Regions from separate parts of the Homo sapiens genome. Here regions 2, 3, 4, 5 and 6 are each linked to region 1. Evidence: chromatin contacts called from ENCODE Hi-C or POLR2A ChIA-PET data. All regions are on one chromosome and are shown on one strand. Each heading gives the region's core, a stretch centred on a gene start or an enhancer-like site at or near the end of the contact. The rest is flanking DNA. Distances are from core to core; before and after follow the strand shown.

What was found. Hi-C counts contacts between places; a loop is a spot of excess contacts on that map. ChIA-PET counts read pairs that join two places held with the same protein, here RNA polymerase II (POLR2A). Pooled maps may share reads with other maps.
Region 2: a pooled map shows a loop between it and region 1 (4-fold over the local background). The contact joins the promoter of ATP2A1-AS1 here to the promoter of SGF29 in region 1. A Hi-C loop is called at or near these places in 1 of 168 maps with a recorded cell type or tissue (MCF 10A) and 4 of 50 pooled maps.
Region 3: a map of transverse colon shows a loop between it and region 1 (10-fold over the local background). The contact joins the promoter of SH2B1 here to the promoter of SGF29 in region 1. A Hi-C loop is called at or near these places in 4 of 168 maps with a recorded cell type or tissue (CD8-positive, alpha-beta T cell, MCF 10A, chondrocyte and 1 more), 2 of 37 single-sample maps with no recorded cell type and 10 of 50 pooled maps.
Region 4: a loop to region 1 is called in a map of dorsolateral prefrontal cortex, with 6 times the contacts of the local background. The contact joins the promoter of SBK1 here to the promoter of SGF29 in region 1. A Hi-C loop is called at or near these places in 5 of 168 maps with a recorded cell type or tissue (CD8-positive, alpha-beta T cell, dorsolateral prefrontal cortex, naive thymus-derived CD4-positive, alpha-beta T cell and 1 more), 7 of 37 single-sample maps with no recorded cell type and 9 of 50 pooled maps. POLR2A ChIA-PET finds 5 or more read pairs at or near these places in 3 of 52 experiments (AG04450, K562 and activated naive CD4-positive, alpha-beta T cell).
Region 5: a loop to region 1 is called in a pooled map, with 7 times the contacts of the local background. The contact joins the enhancer-like site here to the promoter of SGF29 in region 1. A Hi-C loop is called at or near these places in 1 of 168 maps with a recorded cell type or tissue (mesothelial cell of epicardium) and 3 of 50 pooled maps. POLR2A ChIA-PET finds 5 or more read pairs at or near these places in 3 of 52 experiments (H1, HepG2 and activated naive CD4-positive, alpha-beta T cell).
Region 6: a loop to region 1 is called in a map of ascending aorta, with 3 times the contacts of the local background. The contact joins the promoter of SPNS1 here to the promoter of SGF29 in region 1. A Hi-C loop is called at or near these places in 1 of 168 maps with a recorded cell type or tissue (ascending aorta), 1 of 37 single-sample maps with no recorded cell type and 9 of 50 pooled maps. POLR2A ChIA-PET finds 5 or more read pairs at or near these places in 2 of 52 experiments (HCT116 and MCF 10A).

What each region holds. Positions count from the first base shown.
Region 1 is chr16:28,552,528-28,556,408 of GRCh38, forward strand. It overlaps SGF29 (SAGA complex associated factor 29), which reads left to right and starts at 1,393. Exons shown (of 10, transcript NM_138414.3): 1 at 1,393-1,570. RefSeq lists an enhancer at 1,362-1,681 and a silencer at 1,702-1,821.
Region 2 is chr16:28,877,565-28,881,299 of GRCh38, forward strand. It overlaps ATP2A1-AS1 (ATP2A1 antisense RNA 1), which reads right to left and starts at 2,357. Exons shown (of 2, transcript NR_046290.1): 1 at 1,978-2,357; 2 at 1,393-1,540. ATP2A1 (ATPase sarcoplasmic/endoplasmic reticulum Ca2+ transporting 1) reads left to right here and starts at 924. Exons shown (of 23, transcript NM_004320.6): 1 at 924-1,225; 2 at 1,535-1,552; 3 at 1,937-2,019; 4 at 3,351-3,455. The coding sequence starts at 1,108. RefSeq lists enhancers at 1-64, 1,310-2,083 and silencers at 2,154-2,203, 2,224-2,573.
Region 3 is chr16:28,861,953-28,865,389 of GRCh38, forward strand. SH2B1 (SH2B adaptor protein 1) reads left to right here and starts at 1,891. Exons shown (of 8, transcript NM_001387430.1): 1 at 1,891-3,437. RefSeq lists enhancers at 966-1,035, 1,316-1,610, 1,328-1,833, 1,476-1,835 and a silencer at 1,946-2,105.
Region 4 is chr16:28,290,029-28,293,810 of GRCh38, forward strand. SBK1 (SH3 domain binding kinase 1) reads left to right here and starts at 2,497. Exons shown (of 4, transcript NM_001024401.3): 1 at 2,497-3,272. It overlaps LOC124903670 (a long non-coding RNA gene), which reads right to left and starts at 2,037. Exons shown (of 2, transcript XR_007065033.1): 1 at 1,739-2,037. RefSeq lists silencers at 1,989-2,160, 2,368-2,597.
Region 5 is chr16:28,186,904-28,190,859 of GRCh38, forward strand. All of the region lies in intron 1 of XPO6 (exportin 6), which reads right to left. Among named protein-coding and RNA genes, the nearest start is that of XPO6, 23 kb to the right of the region's middle. RefSeq lists enhancers at 769-938, 2,023-2,072 and a silencer at 2,465-2,604. Within about 2 kb of position 1,613, at least 11 of the 41 ENCODE cell types and tissues checked have a DNase peak (open chromatin) inside an H3K27ac peak, as active enhancers do.
Region 6 is chr16:28,973,188-28,977,186 of GRCh38, forward strand. It overlaps SPNS1 (SPNS lysolipid transporter 1, lysophospholipid), which reads left to right and starts at 1,591. Exons shown (of 12, transcript NM_032038.3): 1 at 1,591-2,205; 2 at 2,305-2,370. The coding sequence starts at 1,965. RefSeq lists enhancers at 1,328-1,447, 1,528-1,637, 1,736-1,905, a cis regulatory region at 1,821 and a silencer at 1,858-1,947.

The DNA of each region.
Region 1 (3,881 bases), core at 143-2,642:
TGAGACCTTTACAAATGCAAAATTTGCAAAATCCCTCAAAGCATAACCTTCATAAAAGGCAGTAAGTAGAACTGCAGCTGGGTGGATGGGCATGTCATTCACTGACCTGACGCCCACAGAAAGAACTGCAAGTGTGATGGAAGAAAATGATGCATTAATTTTGGGGTTAACATAGTTTCAGTGCTAACGCCTGAGATTCTCTAATAAACAGAAAAATACTGACGGGGCTGAGGTTGGTGGCTCATGCCTGTAATCCCAGCACTTTGGGAGGCTGAGGCAGGAGGATCGCTTGAGCCCAGGAACTCAAGACCAGCCTATGCAACATAGCAAGACCCCCATCTCTACCAAAAAAAATTTAAAAATCAGCAGAATGTGCTGGTGTGTGCTTGTAGTCCTAGCTACTCAGGAGCCCTGATGGCACCACTGCACTCCAACCTGGACAACAGAGCGAGACCCTGTCTCAAAGAGAAAAAAAAAGAAACATGTGATGGCCAGGCACTGTGCTAGGTACTAGGAATACACAGGTGAACACAAGATGATCCCAATCTCATAGGACTTGCAAGTTTATCAAATAATCAACAAATAATTACAGACATTTGTAGGTTATGTAAGAAACTTTAAGATACCAGGATGGCTTTCGATAAAATACCATTGAGGCTACATGTCCATTGCACGTCCATATCCTTAGTACTTTCCTGAGAAGATTCCCTAGAAGTGCGATTTCTGGGTCTAAAGATCTGCTTGTTTTTTGTTTGTTTGTTTTTTTGAGATGGAGTTTCCCTCTTGTCACCCAGGCTGGAGTGCAATGGTACAATCTCCAGTCACTACAACCTCCGCCTCCTGAATTCAAGCGATTCTCCAGCCTCAGCCTCCCCAGTACCTGGGATTACAGGCACCCGCCACCACGCCCGGCTGATTTTTGTATTTTTTAGTAGAGACGGGGTTTCACCATGTTGGCCGGGTTGGTTTCAAACTCCTGAACTCAGGTGATCCGCCCGCCTTAGCGTCCCAGTGTTGGGATTACAGGCGTGAGCCACCGCGCCCGGCCTGTTTTTAATTAATTTTTTAACAACAGACTTTTATTTTTTAGGGCATTTTTAGGTTCACAACAAAATTGAGCAGAAAGTACAGTTTTCATATTACCCCTGCGCCCACCCACCTCCAGCAAGCAGCAATCTGTTCGCTTTCAAGTTTTATTTATTTATTTATTTATTGCATTTTGTTTTAAATAGAGTCTGGGGAAATGGGAGAAAACGCTGAAAACGCACAAGCACTTTGGTTGGTTAAATTAGGGTTCCGCCAAGAGCCGGAGCGGTGTGCCAAGTGAAAACTACATTTCCCACGGGGCAGCGGGTCACGTCACAGAGGAACGACTACGCATGCGTGCAAGGTCCTCCGCGCGCGACTACGCTCATAAAAGGAAAAAAAAGCGTGTGCGGTTCTCGACGTGCCGCCAATCTTCGAACGCAGGTCTGTGATCATCCGCAGACTCCGAAAAAGGGTTCGAGGAACGCGCCTGCTCCCCTCGTCGCAGTTTCCAGCCCGACGAGCTTGTTTTGTCCCGGACTCGGTAGGTGGCGACGGGCCGTGGCCTGAGACCTCCGGCGAAACGCGGGAGCGAAGGGCTGAGTCCTCCCTCCGCGCCGCGGCTCCCGACCTCCCTGAGGCGGCGCTCTAGGGGCGGTGCGCACGCGCTCTGGGCGGGAGGGGGGCGGGGCTCGTGGGGGTGGGGGCGGGAGAGGAGGGCGGGGCCGGGGCTCGGGGAGGGCGGGCCCTGCGCCCGGCCGCTCGAGGTCTGCGCTTGCGTGCTTCCATCCCCGGCGAGGGTGGGAAACAGCGACACGCTGGGCTCGGCACGGACGCAGCTTCCAGGTGGGGTACTCGGACCCGGGTCACGAAGATGCGGACAGAGGATGGGCCCCGAACTCCAGCACTTATTTTATGATTTGCACAAAAATTTTGTATATATATATAGTTCTTAACAAGATACACTAACAGCTCGTCGTTTGCCCAGGAGGCTCAACCTCCCGCCTCGGCCTCCCAAAGTGTGGGGAGTATAGGCGTGAGCCCCCGCGCCCGGCCAAAAAATGCCCGTCTTAAGAACAACAAAACAGCCTCCTTCACCCTCGCTATCCTCCAGTTACCTCCTCCTCGGCTCCGGTTTGCAGCCAAAGGCCTTAGTCTACCCTCACTAATGCCTTTTCTCCTCCAAGTCTTGAACCCTTGAGCCTCTAGTCAGGCTTTGGTCTCCACCACTCCACTAAAAAGGCTTCTTGTCAAAGCCACCAGTGATCTCTAGGTGGCCAAATGCATTGTTAAGTTAGGTCTCAGTCCTGTTCAGCATTTGATGCTGTGGATCACTGCCCCTCCTTGAAACACTGTTTTCATTTGGCTTGCTGAACGTTCTCTTCCTTTGCCTCTGCTCTCTCTGGCTTCTCCTCTGCTGATTCTAACCTAGGCATCATCTCACATTTTTGTTTTTATTAGAGACACGTTCTCTGTTGCTCAGACTGGAGAACAGTGGTGTTATTACAGCTCACTGCAGCCTCAAACTCTTGGGCTTAAGCAGTCCTCCTAACCAAAGCCTCCCCAAATGCTGGAATTACAGGCATGAGCCACCGCAATCCCAGTTTCACATTTTAAATGTAAATACTGGCCAGGCGCGGTGGCTCATGCGTGTAATCCTAGCACTTTGGGAGGCCGAGGTGGGCAGACTGCCTGAGCTCAGGGGTTTGAGACCAGCCCGAGCAACGTGGTGAAATCCAGTCTCTTCTAAAAAAAAAAAAAAAAATTAAAAAATTAGCCGGGCGTGGTGGTGCACGCCTGTAATCCCAGCTACTTGGGAGGCTGAGGCACAATAATCACTTAAACCCAGGAGGTGGATGCTGCAGTGAGCCAAGATCGTGCCACTGCACTCTAGCCTGGGTGACAGAGCAAGACCCTGTCTCAAAAAAGAGTTCTAGAGGTGGAAGAAAATCCACATATAAGTGGACCTGCACAATTAAAACCTGCATTGTTTGAGGGTCAACTGTATAGCTATTTTAAAAGAGATTTATTGTGATGGATTGGGTGACACTATTATAGAGGCTGAGAAGTCCCGAGATTTGCCATCTGCAAGCTGGAAGCCCAGGAAAGCAAACCCTCAGGAAACTCACAGACACACTCTAAAGTGTTTCACCAGCTATCTGGGAATCCCCTAGCCCAATCAGTTTGACACATAAAGTTAACCATCACATTTCCCTAGCTTTGTTTTTCAGTTGCCTCAATCATCATTTTACTGGTGATACTTTGAGTGTTGTCATAATAGCCTAATGGTGGGTTGGCAGCTTCCACTTTTGTGATCTCTTTTACTATTGAATATGCTGAAGTCGTGACACAACTTGGAATTCAGAGGAAGAGCATAGGTTTTAGAACTTGCAGCCTTGCAGCCCCAGCTCAACTACCTATTTTTCCTGAGTTACCTAGCATAACCTATCTGAATTTCAGTTTCTTCACTATACTTACTATTCTGTTATCTATTTTATAGGATTGCTGTAAGGTTTAAATGAGAAACACTGGCATAAGTTGCAATACAGAGGCATGAAGGAAAAAAATTGTCTTCTTAATGTCTCTTTAACCAATTGATGAATATAGATTCTATTTATTTATTTATTTATTTTTGAGATGGAGTCTCGCTCTGTCACCCAGGCCGGAGTATAGTGGTGCAATGTCAACTCACTGCAACCTCTGCCTCCCGGGTTCAAGTGATTCTCCTGCCTCAGCCTCCTGAGTAGCTGGGATTACAAGCATGCACCACCATGCCTGGCTAATTTTTTGTTTGTTTGTTTGTTTGTTTTGAGACGGAGTTTCACTCTTTGTTGCCCAGGCTGGATTGCAATGGC
Region 2 (3,735 bases), core at 1,107-3,606, 330 kb after region 1:
GGTTAGAGCACAGTGTGGGATGAGGTGACCCTCAGTGCACGACTTGGGGTGACCCCTGCCCCCATCCTGAGACAGTTACCCCTCCCCCTCTGCCATCAGCACATTCTGTAGCCTCTTGGGTTACTTGGCTGCCTTGGTGTCCCATTTTCTTGGGGGTGGGGTGGGGATTCCCTATCCAGGATGGGGGGGCCCTCAGGGCTCTGTTCCCAGAGGCTGAGTTAGAGCGATGGGGAAGGGGGGGGGCAGTTTTGGGGAGAGACAGGCAGTGCTGGCTTTGCTCACCAGGGCCTGGACACTAAATCCCTTGTTGATGGCTGTGGCAACCCCTCCCTAGGGTAGGGTTACCATCTTCGGCCCTGTCCCCTTGACTCTCTCCCCTCACTTCCCCTTGTCCCTCTAGGAGCCACTCACTTCCTCTAGCCCCCAAAAGATGTTCTCCCTTCATCAGTCCCCCAAAGGCTTGGGGTATCTCTGCCACTGCTTCAGCAAATGGGGTGAGGAGGAAGGAGACTGCGGCAATGGAAACAGGCTCCGGGCAGATGAGGCAGGAAGGGGGGTGTGAGGAAAGGGACAGGTGAGGCCGGGGATGGAAGAGGGCTCCGGGAAGAACTGGGGGGATGAGTTTGGAATGGGAAATTCAATGCAGCTGGGGAAGTCGAGGCAATGGGGGGGCAGGGTCAGTAGCAGATGACAGAAAGTGAAGTCTCTCCCTACCCCACTTCCCTGGGGCTGGGGCTACCTTTGCGTCCCTCATGAGTGACATCTCAGGCTGCAGCCCCACTGTTCCCCCTCTGTCAGCAGAAATATCTCTCTTTTCTGACCACCTCCTGCTGGAGTCTCAGCCAGCCAATCCCTGATCTGGTGGAGGGGGGAGCCCGGCCTCCCCCTGCTCCCTCATAAGGACCAGCTGGGGGCCGGGGGGTGGCCGGCTGCTCAAGTGGGACGGGGGTCAGAGCTTTGTGGAGGGAAGAAAAACCTGGAGGGGGCAGGAGAGTAAAAAGAAGAAACCCAGGCAGACAGGCAGTTGGACACACTGAGGAAGACCCCCCACGAGTGGGAACCCCCTGGAAGGAACACACCGGCCCCGGCCCCCAGGAAGGGAGCACAATGGAGGCCGCTCATGCTAAAACCACGGAGGAATGTTTGGCCTATTTTGGGGTGAGTGAGACCACGGGCCTCACCCCGGACCAAGTTAAGCGGAATCTGGAGAAATACGGCCTCAATGGTAAGTGTCCCTTGGAAGAGCGGCTGGTAATTAATGCCCTCCTGCACCCCCAAAACACACGCACACGCATGCACGCGTTTCTCCCTTCAGGGTTTCTTAAGGAAGAGCTGGGCCGTTGTCCAATGCTCGCAGGGGGAAGAAGATACTGAGAAAACAGAGTCCCGAGATCCAGAGTTTTGGGAGGTTTTAATGGGATGAACTTGATGAACCTCAAGGTGGCCTGATTCTCTTAGCCACAAAGTCTTGGGTGTGGGGGGCATGAGGCTGAACCCCAAATGAATCTGTCCTTTTCTTCTTTTTCCTGGGTAGAGCTCCCTGCTGAGGAAGGTAAGTTACTGGAATCCCTGAACTCTCATAAATGACCACCCCCCACCCCGCCCTGTCCCACTCCCTCCTCCCTGCCTCTTTAGATTCTTTGAGCAAATATCCCTTCCCAAAAGGCAAATCTCCCTCCCTAAAGGTTAGAGTCCTGTCCGGGGCAGAAGTCTCCCAGGCGCTTTCTCCTTGAAGCAGCCAACCCTTGAACTGCCCCCCACTTTGCCGAGTCTGTTTCTGGACTCCAGGCGAGCTTCTTAGCCCTTCTCTGGGCACCAAGCTGTCTGCCCACCACCCTAGAGCCTCCCCACTGCAGGCCGGAGTCCAGGGCGCTCCATCCCAGACCTTCACCCACTAGACCTTAACCCGGGGCCCTCCCCTTGCCTCCTCCCCCAGGGAAGACCCTGTGGGAGCTGGTGATAGAGCAGTTTGAAGACCTCCTGGTGCGGATTCTCCTCCTGGCCGCATGCATTTCCTTCGTAAGTGTGGGAGGGTCTCTGGGGGCTGGCTGGGGGTGTGAGGCTGGGATCGGGCGAATGCGGGGCTCGCAGTCACTGGATCCTCCCGTCCGAGTCCCGAGCATCCCATTGTACAGACGGGGCGGGCTGGCGCGCAGCAGCGGGTGTGATTCGCGTCCTCCTCTCTCCTCCCCTGCACCCCAGAGGCAGGTTTTATTTTAAGCTTTAAGGGTGTTCTCAGCCAAAACACCGAAGCTAAGCCACCCTCGCGGCTTCAAGAGCTTGGAGAGCTCGGGTTACCCACCCGAACTCCGGGCTCCGGGTCCCGCCGCGATGCCGGCTGCGGCGCGGGGGGCCACTGCCACTCCCGGCATGCGCCGGGCGGACGGCCGCTCCACCAATCCCCGCGCCCGTCGGCGCCCCTGCCCCGCCCTCCCCAGCCTCCTGACGCTGATTGGTCGAGGGGAGGACTCGCTCCTAGTGGCGGGAAAGCGCGGCGGTGTGATGATGACTCCAAGGAGCCCGGCGCCCGGTCAGGGAGGGCACTGGCATCCCTCATTACCCGCCCAGCCTGGCCTTAGCCCTTCCCCGCGCTCCCTAGGCACCCCCACCCCCGCAGGGCATCTCCAGGGCTCTGCCTCCTCTCCCGCCCTGGGGGCTACTCCCCATCCCGCGGTCCATCTGCATGTCGCGGGTTCTTCCGCAGCATGTGAGCCTCGCTGGGGACTCTGGAGGCAACGAAAGCCTCCCTGTGCCTTGGTCTCCGAACGCAGGCCCCGTCGCGTTAAGCACAAGCTGGCAGGGCCTCTCCTCTCCCTTCTCAGATTTGCTCCTTGACATTTGCCTGCTGCCTGGCGGTGGCAACAGCTGGGGCGGGGCGCGCGCAGGAGGCCCCGTAACCCTATCCCCGCTCCGGCTCCCTCGTGAAACCGGAGCTTCCCTGCCTTGGCCGAGGGGGAGGGCTGCGGGGGCCAGACCGCCTGCGAAGACCACAGGGTTTTTCCTCTCGGGTTTTGGCTCCCGTGGGATGGATGTGGCTGTGCGGGGGGTTGGCCTGAGCTTCGCTTCTAAGCCAGCAGCTTGGTCAGGGAAACCTGAAAGCATTCCCAGCTAATCCCCCAAGTGGTGCAAGTCTGTGCGCGCCCATCCCGCTGAGTAAGGCGGTGGCAGGACCTGCAGTGGATGGACAGACCCTCAGACGGATGTGGGGCCACAGCGCCCCGACGGTGCCCGGCCCTCCTGCTGGCTCCTGCACTCTCCTGCACAGTTCTCCCCTTTGCAGTGGTCCACTTCCTTTCTCCATCTGTTTTGGGGCCTCATTACCTGTCATTCTCCTTTCCCCTGCTCCCCAGGTGCTGGCCTGGTTTGAGGAAGGTGAAGAGACCATCACTGCCTTTGTTGAACCCTTTGTCATCCTCTTGATCCTCATTGCCAATGCCATCGTGGGGGTTTGGCAGGTTAGCGTTGACCCTTCCTTACCCCTTCATGTCCCAACAGTGAAGAAGAGGCCAACCCTCCCTCCAGTCTCCTCCTCCTCCATCACCTCCCCCATACTTGCCTCTTCCTCTGGTCCTATCCCCTGGTCTGGAATGGGATGGAGTGTGGGGAAGAGGTGGGAGACTGTGACCCACTGTCACTTCCTGGCTATGTGACCCTGAGCAAGTTCCTTCATCCCTCTGAGCCTCAGTTTCTTCATCCATAAAATGGGGCTAGCAATCCAGTGTGAAATCGACTAAG
Region 3 (3,437 bases), core at 641-3,140, 310 kb after region 1:
GAGCCTGCCTGAGGGTGAAGCCAAATGCATAGGGAAGGCAGAACCAGAGATGGTGAGCCACAGGTTCCTGATATCTTCTGGCCCCTGTGTTCACCTGTCTGAATCTGTCCGCTCTGGACTTTTCGATTACTTGGGCCATAGCTTCCTTTACTGTTTAGGCCAGCTGGAGCCGGGTCAATCAGACACTGGATGGGTGGAGGATCTCACTGTGCTCATGCTTTCAACTACCCTCCGTACTTTAATTGTTCTCGATTTCTCTAACTGGCCTTGATGTCTCTTCTTAGCTCCAGACTATATGCCCACAGACGTCCCAAAAGCACGTCTGGAATTGACCTCATTATTATTATTGTTATTATTTTTGAGATGGAGTCTCGCTCTTTTGCCCAGGCTGGATTGCAGTGGCGCAGTCTTGGCTCACTGCAACTTCCGACTCTGGGGTTCAAGTGATTCTTCTGCCTCAGCCTCCTCTCAAGTAGCTGGGAGTACAGGCGCCTGCCACCAAGCCCGGCTAAAATTTTTGTATTTTTATTGCAGATGGGGTTTCACCATGTTGGTCAGGCTGGTCTCAAACTCCTGACCTCAAGTGATCCGCCCGCCTCGGCCTCCCAAAGTGCTGGGATTACAGGCGTGAGCCACTGCGTCCGGCCTTGACCTCAATTCTTTTTTTTTTTTTTTTTTTTTGATAGGGAGTCTAGCTCTGTTGCCCGCGCTGGAGTGCCGTGGCGCCATCTCGGCTCACCGCAACCTCTGCCTCCCGGGTTCAAGCTGTTCTCCTGCCTCGGTCTCCCAAGGGGCTGGGATTACAGGCGCCTGCCACCACGCCCGGCTAAATTTTTTGTATTTTTAGTACAGACGGGGTTTCACCATGTTGGTCAGGCTGGTCTCAAACTCCTGACCTCAAGCCATCCGCCCGCCTCGGCCTCCCAAAGGGCTGGGATTACAGGCGTGAGCCAGCGCTCCCGGCCCTGACCTCATTTTTTTTTTTTCTATTTTTAAAATAGGGATTCTAGTTCTGTTGCCTGGGCTGGAGTGCCGTGGCGCCATCTCGGCTCACCGCAATCTCTGCCTTCCGGATTCAAGCTATTCTCTTGCCTCTGCCTCCGGAGGGACTGGGACTACAGGCGCGCGCCACCATGCCCGGCTAATTTTTGTATTTTTAGTAGAGACGGGGTTTCACCATGTTGGCCAGGCTGGTCTCGAACTCCTGACCTCAGGTGATCCACCTGCCTCGGCCTTCCGAAGTGCTGGGATTACAGGCATGAGCCACTGCGCCCGGCCCTGACCTCATTATTTCTACCCACCCCCTCCCCCACCACTACCACCATCTTCATCTCCAGCCTCAGAGATGCAAACTCCTGGACCGCCTGCCCCTTTCCTCAGATAAACCAAGGTCGTAAGTTCAGGCTCCGCCTCCCCGCAGGGCCTCCCCAAGGTCACCCGCTTCTTTCCTCGCTCAGCTCCTTGGTGGCGTTGTCCGCGTGCCCCTCCACAGCGGGGCCGGCGCTCTAGGCTGCAGCGGGCCGTTCACACAGCCTCATCATCTCGCTGGTTTCCGGTGCTCGGCGGCTACTCTAGCCCTCAGCCGGGCCCTGGGACTCTATCCCCTAAGGCCGGTTCTCTATGGTCGACATCGCCCCTTTGTCCCGAATTTCCTCCGGGAGGACGCTCTGGTGGGATCCAAGCACTTCCCCCGCTGCGTCTGTGGTCGCTTTTAGGTGCAACTGGAGAAGGCACTGAAGCCCTACGAGATTCACACCGTCTTCGGTCTCCTGGGGTCGGCGCCGAGTGGGAGGATGGCGGAAGTAAGTATGAAGGTGCCCTTCCCTCCCGCCGCTGTTCTCTATGGTCTCTTCCTTCAGCGACGGGAAAGGGGGTCCTGACGCCTGCGCGGAACCGGGCTGGGCGCTCGTCGCGTAGTGGGTGGGGGCGCAGGGAGCGGGAGCCGCCGCCGCCGCCGCCGCCGCCGGAGCTAACCTCGGGGACCGAGATGCAGGTGGGACCGGAACCGGAACCCCCCTCTTCAAGTACCTTTTCCCTCTCCGCGACCCGGCCCTGGCGCCCGAGAGGATTCCTGGGTGGGGGTGGGCGTGGAGGGCCGGGGGCTGGAGAGGCACTCGGCCCCGGAGAGTGCAGCAGACAGGGCTGGTCCCGAGGTGGATGCGGCCCCGGAAAATGGGCGGCTGGGGGGTGTCCAGGGAGTAGGGTCGGATCGGAGTATATGGACCACCGGGCCCGGAGGGTCCGAGCCGAGAGCGGAGCCTGCACCCTCCACCTCCCGCCCTTCGGGAAATATCAGAACTGAGCCAGGAGGCAGGTGCACCGGGAAAATGTGTCTGAGTCCTGCTTGGCAGAAGAGAAACTGAGTCACCAGCTTAGGAGTCGCAGGGTCAGCGGGCCTGAAGGGGGCTGGGTCTGTCTGCGGTGCGGAGGATTGGGTGGGCCTGTGTGAGCCGAGGTGGCCGCTGGCTGGAGATTGGTTTGCACTTCTTGGCTGGGTTCCCCCGTGCTCCATGACTCCTGCATCTCCTGATTGTTTCTCGTTGGTTTGGAGTTGTCCCTGCGGTTGGAGCCATCTGAGCTTGTAGGGTCGAGGCCCAGGAGGAAGGGGAGGGTTCACCGACTTACAGCCTGGCTGTAGGTTTGAACAGGAGTCTGAGGTCGCTGAGGGTTTGGGGAGGCTTTCCTGAGCTGCTCTGGCCCCAGTCCTGGGGCTGTCACCTTCCAGTATTGCGTGGCGGGAGGAGCGCTAACAAGAGCCAAGGGTTGTAAATTCCACACCCAGCTCTGCCACTTTCTAGTTGTAAGACCTTGAGAGGGCTCCTCCTTTCTCTAATTTCTATTTTAGAAAATTGGAACAATAATATTCTTCTCCCACATGAAGATAGTAACAATGGCAGTCGTTCAGCGGATGCTTACTTTGCGTTCAGCGCTGACATACCCCATTCCATGTAATTCTCTCAACATTTCGAGGGGAGGGATCATTAGCTTTGTTTAACAGATAGAAAAACGGAGGCTCAGAGAGGACGTGGAATTTGTTCAAGATAACATCGCTCATAAGGTGGCTGGACTGGGTGCTCATAAGGTGGTTTGAGCCCTGGTCTGACTCAAGTCCATGGCCTTAACCAGAAGGCTAACCTGCCTTTAGGGCATACTCCCCAGTGGGAGAAGAGGAAGGTGAAAAATCCTAGGGCCCCAGCTCTCCCTGTGATGTTTTGTTTACGTGAGGCCAGCAAAGACTTGACCTGAGCCAACCCAGTTTCTCCTCTGGGGCCCCTGCGGCCTCTGGCCCCAGACTGAAGGGATACCAAAGAAGTGGGCTGTAGCTATTTCACATCTCCTTCACGCAGTGCGTGGGTGCTGGACTCTGGGGTCAGCTTTCAAGACAATTACTGTTTTGGTCCATCATGCATCCATCCTCATTAATGAATCGGCCCCCT
Region 4 (3,782 bases), core at 1,247-3,746, 260 kb before region 1:
TGAGCCATGATTGCACCACTACACTCCAACCTTGGTGACAAAGTGAGACCCTGTCTCAAAAAAAAAAAAAAAAGACAGAGGCAGATGTCCTAGAATAGCGTGGCTGAGGTCAAGGCCGAATGGAGAAGAGAGGTCCTTTGTAGGGGAATGGAGAGCAGGCTCTAAATGTTAAGGGCTTTGAATGCCAGGATAAGTAAGGTTAGACTTTACCCTGATGGTACACAGGAAGTCCTTGGCAGTTTTATGTAAGACAGCAACCCAACCCCATTTGTATTTTACAGACCTGATGATCCCAAAGGATTTGGATTCTAGAAAAAAGACAATCACCAGGCACGGTGGCTCATGCCTGTAATCCTAGCACTTTGGGAGGCTGAGGTGGGTGGATCACTTGAAGTCAGGAGTTTGAGACCAGCCTGGCCAACATGATGAAACCCCGTCTGTAGTAAAAATACAAAAATTAGCCAGGCATAGTGGCACACGCCTGTAATCCCAGCTACTCAGGAGGCTGAGCCAGGAGAATCACTTGAACCCCGCAGGCAGAGGTTGCGGTGAGGCAAGATCGTGCCATTGCACTCCAGGCTGGGCAGCAGAGCAAGACTCTGTCAAAAAAAGAAGGAAGGTAGGAAGGCAGGAAGGAAGGAAAGAAGAAAGGAAGGAAGGAAGGGCGGGGAGAGAAAAAGAAAGAAAGGAGAAGAGAAGAGAAGAAAAGAAAAGAGAAAAAAGACAATCTAGACAGAGGCAGGAGGCCGACAAGTTAAGAACTGAAACAATATTCTCAATGGTAGAGGTTGCCAACCTATGGTCTGGGGGCCAGATTTGTCTGCAAAGTGTGTTTCATTTGGCCCATTCAATATTTCCGAATTTTGGGAATTCGTTTCAAACATTTAAAAGTTGGAAGATTTCTGGATGTCCTGCTTCTCTTTGAATATCATCCAGCCACGCACAGCCCACGATGTCTCCAGTTCCCCTCTTCTCCACCCTCTCTATCACTTTACATGCGACCCCAGTCGCTCATGTCTGCGCCTGTAGGTACTTGCGTTTGCAATCCCTGGCTCCTAAAGCTCTGGAAACAGTCGGGAGTGGCTGGGAGGATTACGCTGGGTTGAGAAAACAGCCTGATCAAAAACTTAGAAGAAATAGGGGCAGTCATAAAAAATGATGAGTTCATGTCCTTTGTAGGGACATGGATGAAGCTGGAAACCATCATTCTCAGCAAACTATCGCAAGGACAAAAAACCAAACACCGCATGTTCTCACTCATAGGTGGGAATTGAACAAAGAGAACACATGGACACAGGAAGGGGAACATCACACACCAGGGACTGTTGTGGGGTGGGGGGAAGGGGGAGGGATAGCATTAGGAGATATACCTAATGCTAAATGACGAGTTAATGGGTGCAGCACACCAACATGGCACACGTATACATACGTAACAAACCTGCATGTTGTGCATATGTACCCTAAAACTTAAAGTATAATAATAATTAAAAAAAAGAATGAAAAAGAAATGCTTTTGAAGCTTGAAGCTAAAAAAACAAAAAAAAAAGAAAGAAATAGGGAAGGCGTCCTATTGGGGCTTTCTCACTAGGGAAAGAGTGAGCTGCAGGGAGGAGAAAGAACAGGGCCTGGAAGGACGAGCTGTCCCTATCTCATCTCTGTCCCCATCCACCCACTTCATCCAGGCCACCAATTTCCGGTTATCAAACAGACAATGCAACATCCCTTACACCTGCTGTACCTCTGCCTAGAATCTCCTTTCTTCCCTTCTATCCGGCGAGCAGTTCCTCCCAGCTGCACTCCTGGACTAGTCACTGCCTATTTGCAGCAGGGATCGCAAAGGCGACCTCAGTTGGATAGGGCAACCACCCAGGCCCAAGTTTATGACCTCTTCCCCAAGAAGACTGTGAGTTCTCTGACGTCTCGCTGGAAATAGGATGCATGGATGGATGGATGGATGGATGGACGGACGGATGGATGGATGGATGGAAGCGCAGGCAGGCAGGCGGACGCATGGATGAATGAAATGCATATCCGAATGCAGAACCTGGATTTGTTTTCCCTCCTTCAAACACACACAGGCTCCGCCCCACTAGCACAGACCGGGACAGTCTGGGGCAGTCTCGTCCCGCAGGGCCCAGAAAGCTGGACCAGGTGACCCTCTCAGACTCCCCCGAGTCCTCTGTAACCTCGTTCTCGCCCCCTCGTGGGCTCTGACCTAGAAAAGGAGTGGGGTGGGTGGGGGGTGGGGGGTGGGAGCCAGCTCGGGAGCCACCGGCGCTAGGACCCAGCGCGGCCGGAAGGGGGTGGGGGCGCCGCGCGGGGAGAATCTGCGCTCCGCGGCGCGCGGCGGGAGGGCGGGCGCGCGGCGGGTGAGCGCGCTTGCGCGAGGGCGCGCGCCGAGCGGGACGGACAAAGGGGCGGGCGGCGGCGCGCGAGCCGGAGGGCGGAGCCGCGGGCCGGGCGGGCAGGTGCGCGCTGGCTGGAGGGCGGAGCCGCGATGCCGCGATGGAGCGCAGCCCGGGCGGGCGCCGGGGCCGGGGCCCGAGCGCCAGGCGGAGCGCGAGCTGGAGCCGCAGCCGGAGCCCGGGCCAGGCCGGGGGCCGGGAGCGCAGGGCCGGGCTGCTCGTAGCGGCGGCGACCGAGCCCCCCAGCGGCTGAGGGGCTTCCAGCGCCCGCCGGTGGCCGGGACCCACTAAAGCCCCCGCAGCCGAGGAGTGCGGGGAGCCCCCTTCCACATCCAGGATCCGGCGAGCCTCGGGGAAGAGGGGGGGCCCTCCCGGATCCGACACCGAGCGACTCCCCTGCGGGGAAAGCGGAGACTTCCTCGGTATTTAGAAGACAGCAAGCCCCCTACGGCACCGCAAGGACTCCCCCTCCTCAGTCTGGGCCCCCGCCCCAAGACCTAGAACGCAGTGCCCCCAGGCCGGGATTGCGAGAACCCCCTCCCAAGATCCGGTCATTACAACTCCACACCTCAAGACAAGAAGACCCAGCTCAGAACGCCCCTAGATCAGGGGATCCCAATTCCCCCCAACTCCGGTACATAGAAATCCCAAATCTAGGCAGCCGGGGACAGCAAGAGACACTCTCACCAGCAAGAAGCCTCGGGGATCCCCCCCCTAAAGCTCCAGGACTTGGGCGACTGAGCCCCTGGCGGCACCGCTTGCACCCCGGTCCATGGTCGTGGCGCCCTGAGCCCCCGGGGCCGGGCAGACGAAGACCGCGACGGCGCCCAGGCCCCCTGCCGCGGCGTCCCCGCGGCCCCAGCCCAGGTAAGCCGGGCCCAGGTGAGGGGCGGCAGGTGAGTGGCCACCGAGGTCCCCATAGCCCTGCAGGTGGGGAAGGAAGTATCGGGTTGCGCGCTCCCCCTTCCCCAGCGTCGCCATGGAGCCGAGGCTGAAGGACGTCTCTTTGTGTCTCGCTTGGAGGAGCCGCCCCCTCCTCCTCTCCCTTCCCCCACCCCACTCCCTAGCCTTGAGGCTCGGGCGCAGCTCCCCGGCCCCACGGAGGAGTGGTGGTGGAGCCCGTTGTGCCATGGAGAGGGGGGAAGAGGGCGGAGAGTCCCCCCCCAAAAGCTGCGAGCCTGGAGGTTGGCCCCCAGGTCCTTGGAGTGTGAATACCCCTCCCCCACGGCCAAGCTGAGCTTCTAGTGAAGTCCCCCCGAGAGGGGAAAATTTGGGGGTGCCCACAGGTGAGGGGGGCTGCCTTATGTGGCCCTGGGTGATGGCTGGGGCTTCGGGTGTGTGTCTTTGTCTGTGAGAGTGCGGGGAAGGGGTGTGTTT
Region 5 (3,956 bases), core at 363-2,862, 370 kb before region 1:
GAATTCAATACTCACTAAGTAACTGATATTGCTTAAATTAAGCCCCTGGGATACAATGATGAGTAAGACGGTCCCTAACTTCAAAGAACTGAAGGTGGCCTAGCAGTTACATCCTGTAGTCCTGGCGTACATATAAACAGCCTCAGAAGACCAAAGAGAAAACTAACTCTATCTGAAGGAAAGAAAGCTTCAAAGGGGTGATTTGGGTTTTGAAGAGCAAGGAAGTTTACTAGGAGGATAAGAAGGAAAGCATGCCTGATTCAATGTCACTCGCCATAGGAAGCCACTCCAATCTGAACACTCATGGTCTCATAAGCGAGTACCTAGCCCCATCCTGCATTTGCTTCTGAGACTGCAATTTATAGTTTAACCTTCATGAATTTTCCTACACAGATTACAGTACAGATCAGGTCATTTACATCTTGTGTCTTTGTCTTGTAATCAGTACTACAGAATTTTGCCCTTGGTGCTGTTCTCTGGTCATTTCAGAATGGCAAAAGTTTTAAAATGCAGGCTCTAGGGTCAGGTTCCCCAAGTTTGAATCCAAATGTGCAGCTTGACCTTGGCCTAGTTATTTAATGTGTCACTGTTTCTTCTTGTGCACAAGTGGGGACAGTAAAAGTACCTAACATATTGGGTCATTCTGAGAATTAAATAAAATGTAAAATACATAGTAAACACAATGTCAGGCATGAAGTGTGGGCTGAAAGTCACTGTTCATACGTCATAGATATTAGGCTTCTCTACCCAGAACATCAACTGTCTGGAAAGATGCTCTATCTAGTATGTCTGTATTTTCTACAATATCTACCATGGGCTGGTGGCTCAACTATCTTAAAGACCAAATTCAAGACAGTAAAAGGAACAAGAAAACTGTTGGTATCACTTTCAGTTTCTCAAGAATACTGGTAATTCCTCCAAATTGAAGATACATGTGACTCTTTACATTTTCCCCTTTAAGGGTTCTGACCATAAGCAGACTTCTGCTCACACGCAGATTCAATCTGTGTTGAAAAACAGGAGACTGCTAACACTGAGACTGAAGGTGGATAATAAGGTGCTTTTCCCTAAGATGTAGCAGCTAGAAGGTGGTTTCCTCAAACCCTGATTAAATCTGTAATATGTTACCTAATGGCCTCTAAAACAACCCCCTCTAAGCATAACCTTTTTACAAAATTAATCTTGGGGAATAATGACTATTTTTTAAATTTTTTTTAAATAAAGATGGGGTCTTGCTATGTTGCCCAAGCTAGTCTTAAAACCCCCAGGTTCAAGCAATCCTCCCACCTATGCCTCTCAAAGTTCTGGGATTACAGGCATGGGCCAACATGCCCAGCCAAAAATGACTATTTTTTAAAGACACTTCTATTAAGCTTTTTGCCATCCTTTCCCAGAGCCTCATTTTGTATAATCTACTAGGAGGTGAATCATATGGGTCTCCTATATTCAGGTTCATGGGCTCATAGATACCAAACCTCAACAAAATGAGGACTAGTATCCCAGAGTGCCATTCAAATATCCCTGTGGCATATCTAGAACAGTGTCATTACCCTATTTGCTGTATATAAAGGTTTCGAAGAAAAGTGATTCTATCCCTGCTGCCAACGAAGGTTAAAAAGTATGCAAAACATATCCGGTGTGTTACAACACATGCGATTAGCAAAGATATTCAAACTCATGTAAACTTTCTCTGAAAGCTAACAGGATTACCATAGATGTCTAAACTCTCAGATCATCACTCTCACTTCCCTACACCCTTCACCACTGCAAAAAAAAAAAAAAAAAAAAAAAAAAAAGGAGAGAAAAAAATCTTTGACCTGTAGGCCTGCACACAAGTATGAGATGAAATACTAAGCTTAAAATAACATGCATGGGAACCAGGGCGAGTGACATCTACCTATCCCCCTCCTGAAGTCATTCAGCTCAAAAAGCCAGAAAGCTAGAAAAGTGCATCAAGGAAGCCCCAGTCAGGAGAACGACATTCAGAACAATGCTTCCTCCCATCTCTCCCTCCGGTCACTACTGCTCTTTTGCATCCCAGCCCGTAGATATTTTCCTTTTCCTTTTGTTTTCTGGAGGCACAGGTCTTGCTCTGTCGCCCAGGCTGGAGTACAGTGGCACAAACTCTATCTCCCGGGCTCAAGCTATCCTTCTACCTCAGCCTCCCAAGTAGCTGGGACCACAGCTGCACACCACCACATCCAGCTGATTTTTGTATTTTTTGTAGAGCTGGGGTTTCGCCATGTTGCCCAGGCTGGTCTTAAACTCCAGGGCTCAAGCGATCCGCCTGCCTCAGCCTCCAAAAGTGCTGGGATTAGAGGCACGAGCCACCGCGCCCAGCTGACACTTCCTTTAAAAAAAAAAAAAAAAAGCACAGCATATTGAAGTGGAAATCTCACTTTATTCCTCTATTTAAAAAAAAGAAAAAGTGGTGAAGCCCACTGACCCTCCACAGTCTAGCAGTCAGCAGGGCAATCAGGGAAGCCCAGAGACACTGGATGACTCGCTCAAAGACACACAGCCAGTGAGCAGCCAGCCAGAATCTCAGCCCCAGCCACACCCATGTGAGTTCCTTTCCTTAGCCTGACTGTGATAGGACAGCGTAAGGCCAAGCAGAGGGAAGACCGAGGTACAAATATACATTGATGTAATTCATTCTAAACATTGTGTACAAGAGTTGCAGGAGAAAAAAAAATGTCTTCTACTGAAGCAAACAGACAACCACAGCATGTAACAGGACTGCTAAGGCTGGGCAGGCGCGCCCACCCCTCTATTAACACAATCTGGAACAAAGTCATCCCCTCGCATGAGAAAGGCTTCTTGTTTTCTTGTCTGCAGCTTAGATCTAGACATAACTTTGCACAATATCTTCACACAGACATTTAATATTTGATTAAAACATACACTCTGGCTGCATCTAAACATAATTTTAGTCATTAAAAAGCACTTTTCTGCTTTAATCTAAAACTACCATAAAGTTGATCGATGGCAGAACATTCCTCTATTATTTCTTGGGTTTGCACAAAGTGCCCAGTCAGATTGTCTGTCTCTTCCTCTAATTACTGCTGAGGACCAAGAGTTAGAAGCAAGATGACTGCCGGGTGTCTGGGCCAGGAAGTTCAACTGATCCCACTGTGGCAGTGATAACATGGAAGCAGCATATTTTCTCCCCATGGAGACCAGTTAGAGGAAACATCTTTGTATACAGAGGATGGTACGTTTTATGCTGGGAAACCTCATCCACATAGTATTGGAGAATGCATAAAAACAAGACTCATCAATCAGCTACCAATGGAGAGGTGCACCAGTTTCTTTCTTTATTTTTTTTTTTTTTTGAGACTGAGTTTAGCTCTATCGCCCAGCTGGAGTGCAGTGGCACAATCTCAGCTCACTGCAACCTCCACCTCCCAGGTTCAAGCAATTCTCGTGTCTCAGCCTCCCAAGGAGCTCGGATTACAGGTGCCCGCCACCACACCTGGCTAATTTTTTTTGAATTTTTATTAGAGACAAGACTTCATCATGTTGGCCAGGCTGGTCTTGAACTCTTGACCTCAAGCGATACCGCCCACCTCGGCCTCCCAAAGTGCTGGGATTACAGGCCTGAGCCAGCGTGCCCAGCCTGGTTTCAATAATTTTAAACAACAAATCTAAAGACTAAAGAGCATGACAAGTAAATGCTACACCTGACCACAGATTGATCCTGGACTGGAGGGAAAAAATGCTATGAAAGGCATGACTGAGCCAATTGACAAAACTGGAATACAGGTGGTAGTAGGTTAGATCAAAGTACTGAATCAATGTTCTATTAACCGAAGATGGTAACTGTACCATAGTCATGTGGGAGAATGCCCCTATTAAGAAATATATGATATAGGGCAATGGACCATGACAAAGGCAACTTACTCTAAAATTGTTCAGAAAAAAATACATGTGTGTGTGAATGTACATGCATGTAC
Region 6 (3,999 bases), core at 341-2,840, 420 kb after region 1:
TGGCTCACCCCTGTAATCCCAGCACGGTGGGAGGCTGAGGCGGGCAGATCACTTGAGGTCAGGAGTTCAAGACCAGCCTGGCCAACCTGCTGAAAGCCCATCTCTACCAAAAATACAAAAAATTAGCCGGGTGTGGTGGCACGTGCCTGTTATCCCAGCTACTTGGGAGGCTGAGGCACAAGAATCGCTTGGACCCCGGAAGTGGAGGTTGCAGTGAGCCGAGATCCCGCCACTACACTCCAGCTCCAGCCTGGGTGACAGAGCAAGCGTCTGTCTCCAAAAAAAGAAAGAAAGAAAAAAAAAAAGAGTTCTTTACATGGATACAAGTCCTTTGGCAGATAGATGCTTTGTAAATATTTTCATTCAACCTGTGGCTTGCCTTTTCACTTCAGAGGTGCAATTTACAATGCGTATCACTCTCTAGATAAGCTCCACGAGGGAAGGGAGTAAGTCTGCCTTTCCCTGAAACCTGGTAAAATGCCAGGCACATACATGTTCAATAATATCTTGTTGAGGGAATTAAATGCCTGCAACCTGAAGTTCCTGTCCGCCAGGGGAAACCAAGCTTAAGGTTCTGAAACACGAGGCACCTAATATGGGGGGGGGGGGGGGGTTAAAGCCAATTATGGGTATTCGGACTCGAAATAGTTTCTAACAAGGCGTTTTGGGGTTGGGGGATGCTCTCCCCACGAGATTCCAGGATTTCAGTAGAGGGCCTTTAAGGGCTGGTTGAAAGATGGGTCTTGAAGCTGTATTTGCACAGAACTATACTAATTTTACTTAGAGTGCTTTATTAGATGTAGCTTGGAGATTATAGGGTGCCACTAAAGAACCACTCCCAAGTTATCCCTTTGACCCTAGTCCTGCAGCTGGGAGTCTCCTTAGGCTAGGAGCTCCTGCCTGCCCTACAAAAGCCCACCGGAGGGCGCAAGGGCTCCAATCCCGATTGGAGTGAGGAAAAATATGCTCCAGGAGCGGCGGGTGGAGACGCTTCCTTTAATAGGTATTTAAGTGTCCACGGTGAAGGCTCAGGAGTTTACAAGGCTAGCAGGGTTGGGGAATCTCAACAAAGGGCGGGGCGTTGCTCAAGCTCCATCCGTCCGTCCGTCCATCCCTCCGTCCCTCCAATCCTCCATCCATCGCGCTGCTCAAGCTCCATCCATCCATTTATCCATCCATCCATCCATCCTTTATTGAGAGTAAAAAGCCGCCAACCAGACCCTGGGAGGAAGACAGGATGGTTCCCGAGAACTAGGGCTGCTCCTTGGCTTTTAGAGGTATCTACTACTTCCAAAACCTTTTGAGACCCCATTATCCCGTTTGATGAAGATGGAGTCTGCCACGTGGGGGTTCCAGATAAGACAGCTGAGATTCGGAAGGGCAGGCGACTCCACCTAGTCACGGGGACGCTCTTTTTGACGCTCCAGGGACCGCAGGGTCTGGGAAAGTTCCTGGTTACTCCGGCGACCGGCCGGCCGTCACATGACATGTGAGCCCGGGCGGAACGCCCAAGAGGCTTCCGTAGTCGGGTGGCAGGTCACGTGTCGAAGGCTTGCCCGCGGGGACCCCTTCCACCCTGGCTCCCGCGTCACATGACCGGCTTTAAGCAACATGGCGGCTGCCGTGGTGCAGCGCCCGGGCTGAGCGACAGCAAGTGCAGCGGGCTCCTACCCCGGGTGAGGGGTGGCCTCCGCGTGGGATCGTGCCCTCTTCAGCCCGCTCCTGTCCCCGACATCACGTGTATTCCGCACGTCCCCTCCGCGCTGTGTGTCTACTGAGACGGGGAGGCGTGACAGGGCCCGGGTCCCTTCTCAGTGGTGCTCTGTGCTTCAGGGCAAGCTCCCCGTCTCCGGGCGCACTTCCCTCGCCTGTGTTCGGTCCATCCTCCTTTCTCCAGCCTCCTCCCCTCGCAGGTGGGATCGTCGGTGGGACCGGAGCGCGGGCGGGCGCGGCCCCCCGGGACCATGGCCGGGTCCGACACCGCGCCCTTCCTCAGCCAGGCGGATGACCCGGACGACGGGCCAGTGCCTGGCACCCCGGGGTTGCCAGGGTCCACGGGGAACCCGAAGTCCGAGGAGCCCGAGGTCCCGGACCAGGAGGGGCTGCAGCGCATCACCGGCCTGTCTCCCGGCCGTTCGGCTCTCATAGTGGCGGTGCTGTGCTACATCAATCTCCTGAACTACATGGACCGCTTCACCGTGGCTGGTAGGGACTCACTTCTGGGAGGAAGATAGTCTAGGAGAGGGGAGCCAGGGTCCCGAGGGTGGCGCTGCTTTGCCGGACCATCCTGAATTTTCTCCTCAGGCGTCCTTCCCGACATCGAGCAGTTCTTCAACATCGGGGACAGTAGCTCTGGGCTCATCCAGACCGGTGAGTGGGGACCACTCCTGGTCACACAGCCGCTCCTCCTTCTGTTCTGTCTCAAGTGGGGCCACGCGCTGGCCTGTCTAGGGGCTCATTAATGGAGGTTTTGTGGCCAGTTAGGGGAGGTGATGGCCCTGATGTTGCTCGGGGGTCAGCGGGACACCACATTTAAAGAGGGAGTCAGTTTAGTATAACTAAGTATAACTTCACCCAGGTGAAGACAGACCTGGGTTTAAATCTCAGCTCTTCCACTTATTGTGTGATGGTAGGCAAGGCACTCAACCTCTCTAAGCCTCATTTTCCTTGTCTATAAGATGGAACAAGTAATAACACGAATCATCTCTTAGGACTGATGTGAAGATTAACTAAAAGATTGTCTGTGAAGGGCCTAGTGCAGTGTTTGGCACATGGTAGACACCCAGTAAATAATGGCAGGAGGGTTGGGTGTGGTGACTCACGCCTGTAGTCCCAGCACTTTGGGAGGCCAAGATGAGTGGATCACTTGAAGTTAGGAGTTCAAGACCAGCCTGGTCAACATGACGAAACCCCATCTGTACTAAAAATACAAAAATTAGCCAGGCATGGTAGCGAGCGCCTGTAATCCCAGGTACTTGGGAGGCTGAGGCATGAGAGTTACTTGAACCCGGGAGGCAGAGGTTGCAGTGAGCCGAGATCGCACCACTGCACTCCAGCCTGGGTGACAGAGCGAGACTCCATCTCATAAATAAATAAATAAGTAAAGGCAGGAGAGGGTGTCTGGAATGGGGAGAGGTGTGTTTTACTTGTTCACAACTTTGGGACTTGTGGGAGAGGCAAAGCTAGAGCCAAGCCCTTTTTCTTCCTTCCATCCTTCATTCATTTCTCAACCATTTCTGAGTACTCATTGTGTGCCAGGCCTGGAGGAAGTGATGATTACACCTGTAGGACTTTGCGAAGAACTTTTATGCCCCTTGTCTTCTAATCCTTCTATCAGTCAAAAATAGGTGTTACTGTTCCTATTTTATAGAGGAAGTAGGTAGTGATATCTACAGCTTATAAAGAAACTGAGGCTTGGAGAAGAGTTAAGACTTGCCCAGGGTCACACCACCAGTTGGAGGCGGAACAGGAATTTGAAACCAGGTCTTGCAGTGTTCTTTTCTCTACTCCAGGCCAATGAGGAACTGGAGGTATTTGAGGTGAAGTCTGGAGCAATGAGAATGGGATCATAGGGCAAGGTCTTCAAACCTCTGAAGAGTTGTTGAGTTAGAGCAGCAGCTCTTTCTAGGCAGCCGGATTTATTCACTCTCTTCACATGCTTATTGAGCACCTGTTTTGCACTAGGCTGTGTGTTAAGTAAGTGAAAGAAACACAGTCATGGCCAATACAGGCAAGGACCTTGCCTTGGGAGCTGATAGTACGCTATGCATGAGGCAGCAACAGCCAGTAAAACGCTAAACTAAAGTGGGACAGTTTTCCCATAGGGATAAGTGTTATGTAACAGAAAACAGTCCAGGCGCTGTGGCTCACACCTGTAATCCCAGCACTTTGGGAGGCCGAGGCGGGTGGATCACGAGATCAGGAGATTGAGACCATCCTGGCTAACATGGTGAAACCCCATCTCTACTAAAAATACAAAAATTAGCTGGGCGTGGTGGC